Linked DNA regions of Homo sapiens: region 2 is linked to region 1. A link is a contact called in ENCODE Hi-C or POLR2A ChIA-PET data. All regions are on one chromosome and are shown on one strand. The core of a region is the stretch at or near the end of the contact, and the rest is flanking DNA. Distances in the headings are between cores, read along the strand shown.

Region 1 (2,960 bases), core at 190-2,689:
AGGCAAGTTAAACTAAATTCTACAGCTCCCAAATTCAGCATTCATCTTCAATTAGATAAAATGACATTCACATCTATTTGTACTCTCTCCATTTCCCAACACATTTATCTCATGAAATAAAAACTGAAAGATACTACTGTCCTAAACATGCACATTATTTTCAAAAAGAGTTAATGAATCAGGCTAATTTAATAGGCCTTTTATTGGAATTCACTTTTAATATAAATTCTTTAACATGTGTGAGCAATATTTTTCAAGAGACAGGTGAGAAAGAAAATGAGGAAAAAAGAGTCACTACTCAACTATAGTAGTAATTTCCCAACCCAAAGCAAAGTAGGAAAAATTTTACGTTAATTGTAAAAAGAATTTTATTTTGATTTTATAATCAGATATTGGGCATATTATAGCTCCTTTGCAGAGCTCTTCCCTTTTGGAGAAAGGAGTTTCATTTCGTTTATGATTCTGATTCAATGGACAAGCAACCCCAGTGTAAACTAGTATCCTCACCTCTGTGAGGACCAAGGCTGCAGCCAGAGTAAGAAAGTTGGGAATTTCCAACAACTGCTAGATTCAAATGGTTGCTTAGATTTAGAAGCCACAGAACGAGATGAGAAAAAAGTCCCAAAGGGCAAGCAAGGCAGTGTGGCTAAGTGTTGATGGTGGCAAAAAGAGTAACATGAGTGAAGGAAGTTGGCAGGGAGTGGGGGGCCCATGGTGGCACTGGCCTCAGGGCCATGCAGATACAGGCATAAGGCCCAGCTGAGCACAGGGTCTGCATTTAGATGGTCCAATAGATGGTTAGGCCCTAGCATGGGACAGGTGGCCTTTCAGGTCAGGTGAGAGCACACAGGTCCTTTAACCCATTTAAAAGACCTAGGGTGTGGGAATGAATGAGTGAAGCCATCTGGGAACATGTCAGGACTGAAAATGTGGGGCAAGAACTTCAGAGAAGGGGCCTTGGGTTCTGCAGACTCTTGCCTCATTCTAAGCTGCTAAGTTCTTCTCTATTGAAAAACCAAAAATCAGATGGGTCCCACAGCCACGTGGTGGGCCTGAGCCTCCTGGTTTGGATTGCAGGCAGGGGCTGAATGCACAGGGTGTTAAGTGGCTCAAGGCCAAGATTGAAAGAATGGACGCAGGGGTGACAGATATGTAACAATGCGTAACATCCAGGCACTATCCAGTCTGATACCACAGCAGGGTCTGGAAGCACTTGCTGTTGCTAGATTATGGGAGGGTCTGGCAGGCCCCAGTGGGGACAAGGCTGCCTACACAGGATGGGAAACACTGGCAGGGGTATTGGGGGATCAGCTATTTATCAACCACTGCTAAAATAAACTGCTGTGAGTCAGCCCTGGGAGCAGGGGCAGACAGGTTATTCCCGCCTTCCAGTTGGCACTCTGTCCACATCTGTGTGAAAGGGATATTGCTTAAGAAAGGAAAATAAGGCTGAGGGTGGAGCCAGGAGGAGCTTGTTTTTGTCAAATTTCTCGAACATTTGCTTTGCTGGTTAGCACAAACAAAAGCTTGTGCTTTTGCGATTAGGAATCGTGTCTCTTTGTTGTTGTGGCATGGTTGAGGGAAAAGAAAGTCCTAGACTTCTCCGCCCTGTCAAGCACGTTTGGATTTCTTTTAGGAGGTGAGATCAGGAGGGAACTTTTGAACACTTTAGAGTAACTAATTTGACAGCTGCCCAAGTGATATGTCTATAACTATCCTCTATTATAGCCAGGCATGGGCCCTCTTTCTTATTCCTTTTTTTAAGATATAAGGGAAAATAAGGGTGAGATGGAAAGGTCTTAGTAAATGCATTAAACGTCATGATTCATGTGAGTAATAAGGCTTAGGCAAGATCCATGTCAAACCCCCCACAGCATCTTGGTATGAGATTCAGGAAAGAAAGGAGCCTCTGTGTGTGGGTTTTCTGCTGGAGGCAGTGTGAGCAACAAAGACCTGTGTGTCCAGGAGGGGCAAGGTGACGAAAGGTACTCACTCACCCAAAGAGGAGACTTTTACCCTCGTTAGGAAAGAGGGCAATGGGTGTGTTGGAACTGGCTCCTACCAGCTCTCAAATGTTAAATTTTCAGGGATTCAGGGAGCCAGTTGTTAAATACAGTTATTATTAAAATTTAAAATACAAAGTTGCAATTAAGTAAATTATACTGAGAAAGGTAATACTCACAACTCATCACTTATATTGATGATCTACGTTCTTGAGATGATGTTCTGCATCTATATGGCAGAAGTACTACTACACAATGGTGTGCTGCTCTTCCCAATTCCATGTTCAGGGATACCACAAAATTGGCCCTAGTGGGGGTATTTACTTCTTGGAAATCAACCAACATTGCAAATCAGGGTTTGATTTCTCATTCTGTTGATTATCTAGACTTAAGAAAATGATGAAGGAATGTCAATGATGCAGATTAAACTTAAAGGGAGTCTGTAAAATTTAAAAGTGTCTGTAGTCATTATATCATGAATAACATTAAAAAAAGGAAAATATTCTTCCAGTATTTAAAACTGTTATACGATCAGCAAAGAAGGTGCTCATGCCATTGGTGAATGAAGTTATACTCAGTACTGAAGCTGAAAGAGGTTTCAGTTTATCCCAGTTATGCCTAGTGTTCCATTATTGGAACGCTAAGCTTGTGGGAGTTATTTATATCCTACTGCTCAAGGTCATCGCCAAGGTCTGATTTTTCACAAAAAAATTTGCAACCACCGGCATAAATGGGTTAATAGATACAAAGATGAAAAATAGTTTAGTGATCACATGTCAGATTTAATGACAATAAATTTATTGGGAAAAGGTTAGTGGACTGATGAAATTCCACGCATCAAATCATGGCTAACCATAGGTTAGCTATGGCTACAAGAGCTCAAAGTATCAAAAGTATTCTGTGAGAATGGATTGGCTATATGGAATTTACAATAAACAGTGTTGATATTTTATTATT
Region 2 (2,970 bases), core at 342-2,841, 52 kb before region 1:
AATGCACTCTTTAGGGTCTATCAGGGAAAAAGAAAACCACACACACACACACACACACACACACACACACACACACACACACCAAAACAAAACCACCCTCCTGCAGAACTTTACTGCCACAGGGAAACTTTTGGTCTCAAGCCTGAAGAATGATATCCTGTTTCAGTCACATGTTACTGTGAAAACCAGAAAGAAGAGCCCTGGAAGCTTATGACTCTCATCTCTGAAAATAGGCCTTTTCTGTTCCCAGCACATGTACATGTTCAAACATAAGGATCAGTCAAATGAAACATACCACAAGGAAATTCACATAGACATCCCAAGCCAGGAAACCTCAATAAGAAGCAGGCAGTGGGCCATGTTCAAATGAAGTGATGAATTATGTTGTATAGGCATCTTCCTGGAATCGCTTATCCCATCTCTCACTCAGTCATGCCTACTGCCTAGGTGTTGTGAATGTAAATATAACCAGGTGACCATGGACATACCTGTATAACTGAGGTATTTGGAAATGTGTCCCAACTTTGGATGATTCTGTGACTTCTTATTGATGCCATGGAGTAAGAGTATATTCTGGGAGACCTAAGGCTCTTTCTTCCATCAATCACCCTGGAAGGGGGTAATCCTGGACAAGAAATGAGGTGACTTTTTGGCTGGGGTAGGAAGGAACTTCCTCCTCATTCTGGGGTTCGGAAACCTCTGCTCTGAGGTTTGGAAAGGGCTAGGGCTGCTCCCATGAGAGGATGAAGTGTATGTCATGAAGAGGCAGGCCAGCGTTGCTGGCAGCTAATATTTTATTGGCAGCAACATCAACAGCGCAGAGAAGTGGCCAGTGTCCCCACAGCGGGGTTGCTGTCTCTGTGGTCTCTCTGGATGACAGCGATGCCCCTTCCCCCAGCTCCTTGGCCCACCTGCATTCATCTGCAGCTACAGACAGCTCCTAGCACACTGATGGCCATCTCTGGCCCCAAGGCTCTCTCCTCTGTCACCACAGGAGCACAGCCTGGAAGTTTTTATTTCCTGCACAGGTCACCCTCAACCACAGGGGGAAAGGAGCCATAGGATAAATGCCCTTGCTACCTTGCACTGGGAAGGGTGATTCTGAGATGTGTTGTTACGTGGTTTCTCAGAGGGCCCAGCTATGAGCCCTGGTTGAAACAGAGCTGCTGTTCTGATTAACATACTCGTGTTTGGCATTTCTCTCTTCCCCTCTTACGTGCCCTACTCAGTTATTTGTACGTTTTAAGGTCACCTTCTATATAAGCTTCCTCCACCCACATCCTTGTCTTGGCGTCTGCTTTTGGGAAAACCTAAACTAAGATCTGCTGCCAGGGCAAGTGGGAAGACCCAGGGAATACAGGCAGCAATGGGGCAGCTGGGTTGGGCAGCTAAGAAAGGACTAGGGAGAGGCTGTTCTGATAGAATCTACCAGAAATGCCTGGGGCCTGTGAGAAGGGTGATTTTCCTGCAAGGAAGGCAGACACTGCTGTGAGCAAGGGGCATGTGGCCACACAGAGGTGAGCCAGGCATGCTATTGCTCCCCATTGAGCTCACAATTGGAGAACACCCAGCCAGTCCTTGCCAGCCAAAGTCACATGGCATCTCAAGGACGCTCACCTGTTCAGGCTTTCACCACAGCAACGAAACATATACAACTCTCTGCCAAGAAGTCCCTGCCTAATATGGTTTGGCTGTGTCCTTGCCCAAATCTCACCTTGAATTGTAATAATCCCCATGTGTCAAGGGTGGGGCCAGGTGGACATAACTGAATCATGGGGTAGTGAATAAGTCTCACGATATCTGATGGTTTTATAAATGGGAGTTCCCCTGCACAAGCTTTTCTGCCTGCCGCCATGTAAGACATGACTTTGTTCTTCATTCGCCTTCAGCCATGATTGCAAGGCCTCACCAGCCATGTGGAACCGTGAGTCAATTAAACCTCTTTCCTTTTTTTTTTTTTTGAGATGGAGACTTGCTCTGTCACCCAGGCTGGAGTGCAATGGTATGATCTTGGCTCACTGCAACCTCTGCCTCCTGGGTTCAAGCGATTCTCCTGCCTCAGCCTCCCAAGTAGCTGGGATTGCAGGTGCCCACCACCACGCCTGGCTAATTTTTGTATTTTTAGTAGAGATGGGGGTTTCACCATGTTGGTCAGGCTGGTCTCGAACTCCTGACCTCATGATCCACCTGCCTCGGCCTCCCAAAGTGTTGGGATTACAGGCGTGAGCCACCACACCCGGCCAGCTTTCCTTTTTAAATTACCCAGCCTTGGGTATATCTTTATGAGCAGTGTGAGAACAGACTAATACACTGCCACACCTTCTCACACACTTCTGCCTCTAGGTTCTGGGTCTTTGCTCCACAATGTAATCAACATGGCTTCCTGGATTCCATGTCCTTTTTTTTTCTTTTTCTTTTTTTTTTTTTTTTGAGACAGGGTTTCGTTCTTGCTGCCCAGGCTGGAGTGCAATGGCACGATCTCGGCTTGCTGCAACCTCTGCCTCCTGGGTTCAAGTGATTCTCCTGTCTTAGCCTCGCAAGTAGCATGCACCACCATGCCCGGCTAATTTTTTGTATTTAGAAGAGATGGAGTTTCACCATGTTGGTCAGGCTGGTCTCGAACTCCTGACCTCAGATGATCCACCTGCCTGAGTCTCCCAAAGTGCTGGGATTACAGGTGTGAGCCACCACGCCTGGCCCTGTATCCTTTTCTTGATGTCAGATGTGTATGCTCCTGGGCTACGAGAGGCCCCTATGCCATTTCCATCATCTTCTAAGTGCTAGTGTTTCATAGTTACTTTACTAATCTCAAACTCAGACCCCTCCAGCTCGCTGCCCAAACAACTCAGTATTAAGGAAGCTCAACCCCCAGTACGATTAGAAGCTGGATTTCTGGGAACAGTCATGCCTAGTTAATACCACCACGTAAGGGCACTGTACCTAGGTACAGATGTTTGGTTATTTATGCTG

Evidence for each region. Hi-C counts contacts between places; a loop is a spot of excess contacts on that map. ChIA-PET counts read pairs that join two places held with the same protein, here RNA polymerase II (POLR2A). Pooled maps may share reads with other maps.
Region 2: a map of endothelial cell of hepatic sinusoid shows a loop between it and region 1 (6-fold over the local background). The contact joins two enhancer-like sites. A Hi-C loop is called at or near these places in 6 of 168 maps with a recorded cell type or tissue (breast epithelium, endothelial cell of hepatic sinusoid, heart left ventricle and 2 more) and 2 of 50 pooled maps. POLR2A ChIA-PET finds 5 or more read pairs at or near these places in 10 of 52 experiments (AG04450, H1, MCF 10A and 7 more).

The regions. Positions count from the first base shown.
Region 1 is chr11:12,429,495-12,432,454 of GRCh38, reverse strand. All of the region lies in intron 1 of PARVA (parvin alpha), which reads right to left. Among named protein-coding and RNA genes, the nearest start is that of PARVA, 53 kb to the right of the region's middle. Within about 2 kb of position 1,439, at least 20 of the 41 ENCODE cell types and tissues checked have a DNase peak (open chromatin) inside an H3K27ac peak, as active enhancers do; they include breast epithelium, where a contact is called at or near this core.
Region 2 is chr11:12,481,617-12,484,586 of GRCh38, reverse strand. The region is part of intron 4 of PARVA (parvin alpha); the gene reads right to left. Among named protein-coding and RNA genes, the nearest start is that of PARVA, 110 kb to the right of the region's middle. Within about 2 kb of position 1,591, at least 4 of the 41 ENCODE cell types and tissues checked have a DNase peak (open chromatin) inside an H3K27ac peak, as active enhancers do; they include breast epithelium, where a contact is called at or near this core.